2 separate regions of the Mus musculus genome follow, and region 2 is linked to region 1. The links are chromatin loops, found by intact Hi-C in ENCODE. Cell type or tissue: left cerebral cortex. All regions are shown on one strand. Each heading gives the region's core, and the rest is flanking DNA. Links, peaks and the distances in the headings are about the cores only.

Region 1 (5,631 bases), core at 1,958-4,457:
CGCCTTCAAACACCTGTTTCCTGCCAGTGGAGGCGGCCTGTCTGGTCCCTGCCTAGGTCGATGATGTGTCTGTCCGCCTTGCTCGCTCATCGACTCTAGCCCGTGCCGAAAATCCATTTCACCTCTGAAAGACGCTGACTACTTCCGTCTGCCTGCTACTGGAACTGGGTAAAAGAGGGTGCAGATGAGGGTGGTCAGCGGTGTCCTAGAGACTTCTGAGTGTGCACAAGTTTAACTAAAAACAAAAAACAAAAACAACAACAACAACAACAAAAACCCAAACCAAACCCTAATGGTGCGTTTGACGAGGGAGGACGCCACCACCTAGGCTGGGCCTTTATGCCAGGGTCACCCCTACCTAGGGAGGGCCCTCGAGGCGTGCAGTCCTCAAGATCAGACTGCGGGAGTCCTCCTCTCGCCGGCGCACGACCTCCACCGCGCCAGTGCGGCTTCTGGGCAGGGACCGGGTCCAAAGGCACTCTGCGAGTAGAGGGCTCCCGGCTGATTGATTTTTTTTTTTTTTGTAGCAGAATTAATACAGTCAAGTCTGTCGGTCAGTCAAAGTAAAATTGATTCTTTGCCCAAAACACCTCTCACTAAGTGGCACACGCTTCAACATGTTAATTTTTTGAAGGTAATTTCAACCCGTGGGTTTAGTTCTCGATGCTGCCTCGGGTGGTGGCAAAGAGCCCGCAGCCTGGCCTCGGTAGGGCCGGGGGCGGGGCGGAGGCAGGCGACCTGAAGGAGTACCGCCACCCACTAAATCTTGCCCCCGTAGCCACAGGGCTCGATCTCCCTTCTTCTCCATCTTGAAGGGCGATCCACCTAGACAAGGCGTTGGGCCGTTGGGCGGTGGCCAATCCGAAAGGCTAAGGACCGGGGAGGAGTGAACTTACAGATAAGAAAATGACCAATGGACCCGCGAGACCGCTCGGAAGCTCATCCCCCCCCCCTTACCGGGCCACTCTCCACAGAGGCCAGCAGGTTGCGAGCACCCTGCACAACCTCCCGGAAAGTATCGATGGAGACCCGCGTCCATCCTTGCGCCTCTCCCGCCACCAATCCCTGCTCGGCCGGTGGAGCCCCCGCGCGCGAGTTCGAGACACACTTACAGTTAGTTCTTCCTGCAGCCCGCCGGGTCCGCAGCGCTTGGCCCGCCTGCACCTTCGCAGCCCTGTCTGGTTGCGGGCCGCGTGGGACCTGGGCTCCCCGCAGGCCAAGCGCACGCGCTGAAGCCCGCGGACCCCGGCCCGGCCAGGCTCCGAGCAGCGACGGCGCCCGCGCCACGCGCACGCACACTCACACGCGCACCCCCGCTCGCACACTCGCTCGCACAAGCTCCTTGCTCCTCGTTCGGCACACACACTCGCAGACGCACACACTGCAGGCGAGAGAGACAAGAAAATGAAATTTATTATTGATAGAAAAGACTCGCAAGACAATTTCAGGTTATTGTTTCTCTCTGGAAAAGGGGGATCCCGCCACATAATGAAGCGCCTTTTGTGTGGCACTGAACAATACCAAACAAGTATTCTAATAAATAGCCGCGTTTTTGTTCCTGCTCGGCAGTGAATAGAAGGGAGCCGTTGCTTCGCGAGCAGCTGGGACGCCGAGCCGAGCGGGGAGGTGGAGCCGCTGCTCGCCCTCCTCTAGCCGCTCCCCAGCCGGGTCCCCGCCGCTCCCTATTCGCCGGCGCCCGCCGCCCCTCCCGCTGGCCCGACCGCAGAGGTTCGGGACCCTTGGACCATAGGGATTCCTCCCCCTCCTCCAGAGACGATGGCACCCCCTATCCCTGTCAGCAGTCACTTGTGGCATCCCACGGGCGGCGACTGTCACCTGGAGCGGCTTTCCGGCTTTCCCTACCTCTTGCAGGAGGGACGCCCCCACCCGCACTCCTGAGTCAGCGCGGTCATTGCGCGGGATCTGAGCCGCGCGCCCCCTCCGCCCCCACCGCGTCCTCGCAGTGGGTTTTTTTCAGCTCTGCTCTCGGCTGGAGCTTTGTTGTCTCGCCGAGGGGACACCTTGGACGTGGGCGCTGCGCCAGGCCTCCCCCGGAGCAGCGAGGGCAGGTTTCCCCCCTCCTACGATGCGCTCCTCAACCCCACCCCCCTCCAGTGCTCGCTCTACCAAGGGCAGCAACAGAAGGAAAGACAGAGTCTAAGGATCAGTGTGTGAACACAAAGCTCTCAGGTTAAAAAAGACAAGACGAAGAAAAAGGAAAGAAAAGAAAAAAAGAAAAAGAAAAAGAAAGTCGCCCAGACAGGAGTCTGTCAGGGTGCACACAGGGAGAGGGAGTGGGGCGGGACTCTCAGGGGCAGTAGCCATTGCGTGGCCAGCCTGTCTGCATGGGTGGGGGGGGGGCACGACCCTCCCAACACTCTGTAATCCCCTCCTTTGGCGGGTCCCTGACCCTGGCCTCTGCAAGGCTGGAGCTGCCGACCAGCCCACCGCTAAGCAGGGTGAACGGCCCGGGACGGGATGCAGCTCAGGAGAGAACCTCTGAGAAGGAGCCCGGCTGCAGCCGCTCAAGTCTGGCTTTCAGTTTCTCCTCGCTTCCAGGTCTCTCTTTCCCCTTTGGTCCCTAACTGTAGGAAGGTGTCAGCACTTTGGACTGGAGACCCAAACCCTCTGCGACACCTAGGAAATGTTCCAGGAGCAAACTTTCTTTTTTCTTTCTTTTCTTAAAGGGATGATAACTCCCAAAGCATTTACAATTCACTCTCAACCTAAGGAAAGACGTTCACTTTATATATATATGTATGTATAAAAATTGTACAAACAAAGCACACGTGACAGTACCAGTGTTTGCTCACCCGGTCGGGGTGCTGGCAGTGTGTACTTATCTGAAGCACACTCTCCTGGACAAATGCATGCGCCCCTCCCCCCGCAGCTGCAGGTTTTCAGCAGATCCGTGTCTGGCTCTAACCTCAGGGATAAAACCCCACATGACTCTCCCTCCGTGGATCTTAATCTAGGCAAGCACTTTGTCATTTGCAAATTATTTCTTAATCGGACCGAGCGATTTCGGTGTGCATGCAGTACGGGGATTTAGTGTGCAGAGGATCGCCGAAGCCGAGGAGCTGTCCAGGAATCCTTTCCCTAGTTGCAAGGCTTTTCCCCCAAAGACACGTTGGTCTGACCGAGAGGAAGAATAAAACCGGCGGAAGTCCTTGGTGACTCATTTTTGGGTTTTTGTTTATTTGTTTGTTTTTGCTTTTCTTCAATCTCTTTCTGAGAAACTGCATTCCCTTGGAGTTTTAAATAATTTAGCTCAGTTATTCCAAATGTCGGCAACACCAAGAAGAGGGAGTTTGGCCTTGGTTTTTTTTTCCCCCCTCAAAAACCCGGGTTTGTGCAGGAATCTGGGGGCAGGAAATGAGGAGACTTTGGAGTTGGAGTCGTTCCAGCAGACACCGGGAAGCGCTTTCCTTTTGTATGGAAAATGGAAACATTTTGGAATCCGGCTTTAAAACTTTGACTTATATTTTACATGTTAAATCACTGAAAGATTGGGTACAACAGTGTGTAAAGACTCAGAACCTGCAAATATTTGAATGGTTTTTGTGAGCGGAGCAGCTGCCAGTCAGCTGGCTTTGACAGGCTGTCACAGTTTTGTCATTTAATAGTGGGTGTTAGCCTAAGTGCAAAACACTCTGGCAAACAGATGTCAAACCCGTATCAATGGGGGTTGTGAAGTGGAGTTTAACCCGCATCACGGGGAGCTCCTGTGCACACGGATCCTTGGATCCTCGGATCCTCGGTGCAGGGGAGGTGCAGGATTCTACAAGTCAAAGACTGGCTCTAGGTACTGGACACACAACCTTGGGAGTCTGTCCAAACCAGGACGGGTCTCTCTGGTTCAGGCAGGGGAGAAGCTCATGGTCAACCAATTTTGCAGGCCGTGGGGGTGGGCGGATATTATGCCTCTCTGGACTTCTCTATGCAGTCTCCAGCTCTGGTTTTGTAGACCCTGGCTGCTCTTTGCCGATCCAGGACATTGCATAGAGTTTGGTGGACAGGCCACACGCTTTCCTTGGCCGCTATGCTATAGCAAGCCTTTTTAGGCTTTAGGAGACAAACTGAGCCCGCAGAAACTTCCAAAAGGTCTGTGGTTGAGTCAGACCCTATCCTAAGCCTGGCTGTGTTCAGGCCAGAGTCAAGGAGGCTCGGTGCCTAGCGCAGAGCGGCTGCTTTCAGTGTTTGTTTTTCTGCGCCAGAGTTGGGAGTCTGACACAGACCAGGCTTTGTCAATTGCTATGGGAAGCGTGGAGGGACCAAAGAGCGGAGGTTCTGGATTCAAGGCTCAAGCGAACATCTTTGTTCAGGCTTTCAGAGGCTGGCCTTCCATGCCAGCACACAAACAGGATCTTCCTTTGAAGATCTGAACAGCAGGTCAGACACAAGGGCCCGTGGTTTTAAGTGTGTGGGGGTTTTTTGTTTTGTTTTTGTTGTTTTTTTTGTTTTGTTTTTGTTTGTTTGTTTGTTTGTTTGTTTTAGCAGTTGGAGGGGAACCCTGTGGCTTTTGTATTTCTTCACTGGGGACTACACTGGGTGAGGGTGTCTACTCTCTCTTCTCCATCAGGAGAGGATTATTCAGCAGTAAGAATTTGAATCACAGGGCTTTGCTCCTGCGGAAATATCTGTCTGAATCTGTCTTTTTCAGGTTAAGTCTGGCTCGTACCCGGGATACCAGACACCTTGGCAGGCAGTGTACTTTTCTTTGTCTCTTTGTCCTATCAGCTCCTCTTTCTTCTCCTCTTCCTCCTCCTCGTTCTCCTCCTCTCCTCCTCTTCCTTCTCCTCTCCCCTCCTTCTCTTCCTCCCCCACTTCTCTTTCTTCTCTTCCTCCTCTCCCCTCTTCTCCCTCCTCCTCTTTTCTCCCCTCCTCCCCTTCCTTCTCTTCTTTGGATTTATACATGAACTTAGACGGTGGGAATAAAATTTTCAAATTGCATCAGAAAATGCAGTTTAAGAAGATTTAGAAGTTCTCAGGGCTTCCCTCCAGAAAGTTGGTATTTCTGCTGCAGTGTCCTGTGTGGGAGATGTCCTGGCCTTCTAGTCAGTGTCTATGTTATAATGGTGACCAGTGCTCTGTCACTGCAACCCTCTGACTCTCTGATCAGCTTGAGACCTAGTCTTTCTCGTGCTGGATGAAGGGCACACCGTTGACACAGACCTTTATGGTTCCTTATGGTCTCTTTAAGGGACTGCAGTAAAAACAAGGCTCACCCCAACCACCCCCAAACATACAAACTGACCATTACAGTGGCCAATATGCCTAGCATGCTGCTGTGCCATTGACTTTAATGACATTTTAATTGGGGGGAAAAGCAACAGGGTTTCTTGGTGTAGTCTTAGCTGTCCTAGAACTCACTCTGTAGACCAGGCTGACCTCAAACTCAGAGACTTGCCTGCCTTTGCTACCCAAGGATGAGATCAAAGGCGTGCACCATCACATCAAGCTGATCTACAAAAGTTTAAAAGACAGTTTCCATAGGTCTGCAGGATTAATTAGTTTGGAATATACCCACGATACATATTTTAACCTTCTGTCTGAGTTCTTAATCACAGATCTCCCACAGTGCATTGCTTTCCTGGAAGGAGAGGTTAAAACAGGATAGAGGTCCCCTTC
Region 2 (5,631 bases), core at 1,442-3,941, 54 kb after region 1:
TGTGACCAGAGGTCAGGTTGACCATGTGACATGCTCCTGAGGATTTTTGTTTTTGAAAGAGACTTTAGTTTAAAATTATGTGTCCATGTGCATCTGCATATGTGGATTTGTTTACCTGAGTGTGGGTGTCTGTAGAGTTCCAGAAGATGATGTCAGAGTCCCTGGAACTGGAGATACAGTCTGTTACGAGTTGCCCAAGGTGGGGTCTGGGGTAAGACTCTGGTGCTGCTGTGGTACACCATTTGCTCTTAACCTCCGAGGCATCTCCTCCACACACATGCTTTCTTTTTCTTTTAAATTTATTGTTTAAATTACGGTGGTGGTGGTGACGGAGAAGATGGTGATAATGATGATGGTGATGATGATGATGGTGGTGGTGGTCGTGTGTGTGTGTGTGTGTGTGTATGTGTGTGTGTGTGTGTGTGTGAGATGTGTATGGGCACATGTGCCTGGGCTATGTTTTAATGGAGCAAATTTGCTGTACATGGATGAAGACAGGTAGTAATGGAGGATTGGGGTCTTGGAGCACCCAGGGTACCAAATGACCCCTTCACCAAGAGACTGGAGATGAGATGGCAACCTCACTGCCTAACTCTGAACTATACTGCTTGTAGCAGGCCTTAGTGAGCTGGGGTTCCTCATCCTGGCGCCCCTTGTTGAGCTGTGGGCCAGCTCTCCCCTGCTGGCACAGGCAGGCAGCAGAATCTGCTTGGAAGCTGCCTCCGGACGCTGTGCATCAAGAGCCCCATCTTGGCATCTGTGCTGAATGCTAAGTCCAAAGTCCTGCTCGGTTCCCAGGCTATTCTGGTGCCCTTGGCAAGCTGGGTTTCACGTGTGCCGCAGTGTGGGTCCTGATTCTACAGAGACACCACAAGGCCACTCCCTGAATCAGCAATGGAGCAAGCTTGTCATCTGATTCGCTGGGGGAAAAAAAAAAAAAGATGACACACAGCTAAATACCTTCATGGTGAAGCAAAGCTGACTGCTCCTGACCCTGAATCCCAGCAATGGGCCTCAGCTTGCTCATCTCCCAGCTGCTGGAAGCAACAGGCAACATCAGGCACAGATCTGCAGATCTGTACCATATGACAGTCACCACTGTGTGCAGAATATGACCTGGTCTTTCCAGGGTTCGACTGTACACCCACCGAGACACATAGTCCCAGTTCTCCTGGATCAGGGTTGGGGGGAGACAGCTCTTTGCAGATGCCAATAGCTGAGAGAGGTCACACTGGCACAGAGTGGTCTAACCCGACGACTGTCTTTGAGAAGGTTGGGGTGGGATTTGGATGTGGAGAACATGCACGAGATCATGGGGTGTAACAATTGCCCCCATGGACACCATTCCCTGTTCCCGAGTTGGAAAGGTCCAACCCTTCTGTGAGCCAGCCCATCCTCAGACTCCCAAACCTTGTCATCCACACTCCCTTCAGCAGACACGCATCCTAGGCGCTTGCCCATTCTCCTTTTACTTTCTGTTAACCTCAGCAGAACACCAGAAAGTCGTTAGAGTCTGCACTGCAGTCAGAACGGTGCCGGTCCGCGAGCCTCCCCCATCCTGGAAGTCCTCCAGATCCATCGCACAGAACGGGTCTGTGGCCAGATCTGTTTTGGAGGCGAATGGACTCGCAGAACAGTTCAGACCCATGCCTGCAGCATCTTAATGTGGAGCATGCCTTTCTGTTGTTTTGGTTTTGCTTTTTGGCACAGGTGCCGTGTAAACCAGGCTGGCCTCCAGTGATCGATGCAGCTGAACTTGGCCCCGTGCTCTTGTGCCTCCTGCCTCTACCTCCCAAGAAAGAACATGGACATTTCTGACGCGGCGCCAATGTCTCACAATGTCTCAGCAAGCCTCCGTCTCGTCTCAACAACACTGGCTCCTGACATATCTCCCAAGCTTCCTCAAAGTGAGACAACTGAGTAGAACTGCCTGGGAAGCCCCCTGACTGTGGGATCTTAGGGTCTAATCACCACCCCTCCCCCAGGCCCAGGATTTACACTGACCAAACACACAGGTACTTCTAGATTGTTTTTTTTAAAGCAACTTGCTTTTATCTGGGTTTTCTAAGATACTCAATTCAGTTTTCATTAAAAAAATAATGTTTCATTTTGCACTCATGTTTCAGTGGCTCATGACATCATGACAGCAGCCACTTGCCAGTGTGTCACTATACTTCCTGGGGAGGCTCTAGAAGGCCTATCTGGCAAGCTGGGGAAGGGGAGGCAGCTAGGGACTCCCACCAGCCAAGGACACTGAATTGTGGCTGTTTTCTGTGTGCTGGTGGGAGTTAACTGTCTTGAGAGGCCCAGTTGTCCCGCAGTTCTCCTTTGCCTTCCCTCCTCAGTCCTTCACTGAACTTCAACATCACATGAGCAGGGGTTCAATGCCAAATGCAGATTGCGCTGCTCAGGCTTCTGCCCCCTGCCTGACAGCTTTGGCAAGGACCAAGGGGGTGGGAGGGGGAGGGAGATCACGTGTCCTCACAGGAGTTATTTGATTGGGTCGCAAATGACCAATGACTAGCAGAGGAGAAGGACCCCTCGGACCTTAGAGCCTGAAGCCAGATGAGGACCAGGAACAGAGGGATCGAGTTCAGCTGGACCCTTCATGGTCACGTCGTGATCTGAAGGCATTTGAACCTCTGAAATCCTCAACAGTCAAATGTAGTGGCTCTGTGTACACTTCCCACATAAAGGTGTCCCATTACTTTTCCCCAAAGCTTCCTCACCTACAAGACAAGCTCTGCTCCCCCAAGTTTCAGACTCCCATCTACTCTTTGCTTTGGGTTGTGGGGTCACACAGGTTCTTCTGCATACAGCCCTTCACTTGAACATACATTTAGCTAAAACACAAATTCTCCCCGCTGCTGGGGGAAGAGCCTCACAAGTCCCGTCCCTTCCTGAGGGTCTACAGGCAGTTGATGGTTTCTGGGAAGGTGGGGAAAGAAACATCTACTTCAGTAGTATAGTGACCAATCAGTGTCCATGTGCCTGTAAAACCCTCACCCATGCTCCAGTAAGCAGCCCTAACTCACTGGATCTTTCCCCCTGTCTCTATCTCTCTTATGTACATGTATGGATACATGCATGCTGACATACTTACACACATTTACGTACACAGGCACACTCACACACTTACAGGCACATACACACTCTCACACATACATGCACACACACATGCTCACACAATGCATGTACATAAAAAGACACACACTTGCACATATGTACACATACATGCTCACATGCATGCACACACAGACACACACTTATACACATGCATGCACACAGGCATGTACATAGACAGACACGCACACATGCACACATGCACACTCACACATGCATGCACACAATGTATACATGCATAGTCACATACATGCTCACACACATGCACACACACACACACACACACACACACACACACACACACGGCATGAGAGTAGAAGAGAGACCAGTTGGAAAGCAGATGACTGAGTGACTGTAACAGAAATATAGTATTTACAAGTATACAACGTCACAGTGAAGACCACTATTGTGCATAATTGAGATATGTTAATAGAGACCTTGAAAACAAAACAAATAAATGTCCCTCCCTTTGTGTAAGTTAACAGCAACTTTCACACATGACTGGAAACAGCCTACTTAGCTTGGCTGAAATTACGTTCCTGTTGAGGGTGACCCAGTGAAAATGGACTAAGTCAGAGAAGATCACAAGAGTCAGGGAAATGGCATGCACTTTATAAATTTAGGTTTTACATTTTGGATCTTTTCTCTAAAAACAATATTTATGCATTGTCCCTTGATTTTTTTTTTTATATTCAGAAAATACGTTACAATTTTCCTTGTATATGAAAGCCCTGTATTTTATAAGCAGTAACTTCATCGGCCCCAGCTCAGTTCAGGGAATGCTGCACTTTAATTTCAATGTCTTCCTTCATGACACAGGAGGTAGCCTCAATCACAGCTCTGCCACATCTTTGCGCATGCGTCCCAGGCAGGAAGGGGTGTTTTCAGGAGCCCTGCCCACAACGGAGCTTCAAGGCCTCTGATGAACACTGGGGATGGAGGATGCAGCACCGTGGGACTCACTTGCTATCATCATGACAACAGGCAGGATGGTCGCCTTCTGATGGAGCTCAGGGACTTTTGAGATGGTTACTGCATGCCAATCTCTATAAACGACACACATGCACTGAGAAGAATAACTCCTTTTAGTCCGCACATGGATTTTTTTCAAAATATAAGACTGCTCCCTCCTCTTCCATTTCAAGATGGGTGTGTTTCCCCAGACTTGGAGAAGGAGAAGAGCTGCCCCCATCCTTTATCTGGCGAGGAGACCCAGGCGGCTGAGATCCAAACCATGTGCAGGGTGACAACAGTTAAGTCTGCACGGGGCCGCGTGGCTGCTCAGAGCCGAGAGTAGAAAGTGTAGTTCCAGGGTCTAATCCGACCGATCCGCTGTGTTCTTTGCAAAAGGTTGCGAGGCCTTGGCCTAATAAGCATAATCTCATTACACTGCAAATAAAAGTTTCCTATTTATCTCCAGATTTCAAATGAATCTAATAAGGCTTATGATACAGTCACCCAATACCCTAATCATATTTCTGCCTATCTAAAAGCAATCAGTAATTGTGTTACGGCAGAACGTGCTGACAATACCTCTGACACAGAGAGGAGAATGAGAGCCCAGCTGTACTAATTAAATTAAATGCTGGGCTGATGGAATACATTTGCCTCAGCCGGGAGCATGGGCGCAGAATTAATAAGCATTACAGCTCTGAGCGGGAGATGGTATCATAATGGAAGCGAGGTTTTGATGTGGAGAGCCCCATTCAGATTCAATGCACCATCATGCACAGCGGTGACAGCTGCTTAGAGAGGTGCGGAGCCTCAGACAAATTGCACAGGAACTTTGTCGTCTGCATGTTCCTCACCGAGGAGCAAGGCAGGCTGCATCGCTGTGCAGCCTGAGACCCACCCTGGCCAGCTCCTGTAGGTAGTTGCAGCCCCCAGTCTTCCCCTTTCCCAGCATGCCTGTTCTCACAACATACAGTGAGCCTCTGACCTCTTCATGAGCACTCTGTGCCCACCTTCTACCTCAGATGGCAAACACCACCCCGGGATCTTAGGCAGATGGAGTTGGGTCAGTTTTTGAAAGGCGTTGCCCCTCATCCTTTCCTGCAAGCCAGGGAGGGCCCCAAGGAACGAGCTGTACAAGGGTCACTCATGCTGTGGGTCACTGGAACCCAATGATATCCCTAGCTGATGGCTCTCCATCAAGCAAGGACCGCCCTCCGTTGCTGGACCCAGCCTGCTTTGCCAGCACAGCCCAATCCCTCGCTCATAAATTAGCTGCGCTATCTTGCCGGCTGCAGTGTGGAGCTGCCGTGCCAGCCGGCCCAGGCTGCGTTCATTATCATGAGGATTTTGACAGGATATTAAATTTACTAATCCTGAACTTGCCGAACTGACCCCTCACTGGGAACAGACAATGCTGGTGTCTGCCTGTGCGATGCTTTCTGTTTTCTCTCTCCCTTCTGCCTCGTTTCTCCAAGGATACCACACGTGCTCCTGTCCTTGCAACTCAAGCCTCCCTCAGGTGCACAGGGCCACACACGCTACCAGTATCAGCTG

What was found. A loop is a pair of places that touch in the nucleus more often than their neighbours do. Peaks named below come from ENCODE experiments on the same cell type or tissue, not always from the same donor. Only the 100,000 strongest peaks of a DNase experiment are listed, where the experiment ranks them.
Region 2: it touches region 1 in a loop (2.9-fold over the local background); 3 of 42 quality-filtered maps call a loop at or near these places.

Annotation. Positions count from the first base shown.
Region 1 is chr8:12,381,512-12,387,142 of GRCm38, reverse strand. Sox1ot (Sox1 overlapping transcript) reads right to left here and starts at 1,372. Exons shown (of 8, transcript NR_027975.2): 1 at 1,113-1,372. In left cerebral cortex, for the core only: no CTCF peak of the experiment used is centred there; DNase peaks (open chromatin) are centred at 2,547, 2,889 and 3,035; H3K4me3 peaks cover 988 bases; H3K27ac peaks cover 533 bases.
Region 2 is chr8:12,327,065-12,332,695 of GRCm38, reverse strand. It overlaps Gm51562 (a long non-coding RNA gene), which reads left to right and starts at 190. Exons shown (of 3, transcript XR_003947512.1): 1 at 190-211; 2 at 1,489-2,015; 3 at 3,943-4,452. In left cerebral cortex, for the core only: a CTCF peak has its summit at 2,399; DNase peaks (open chromatin) are centred at 1,675 and 2,382; H3K27ac peaks cover 262 bases.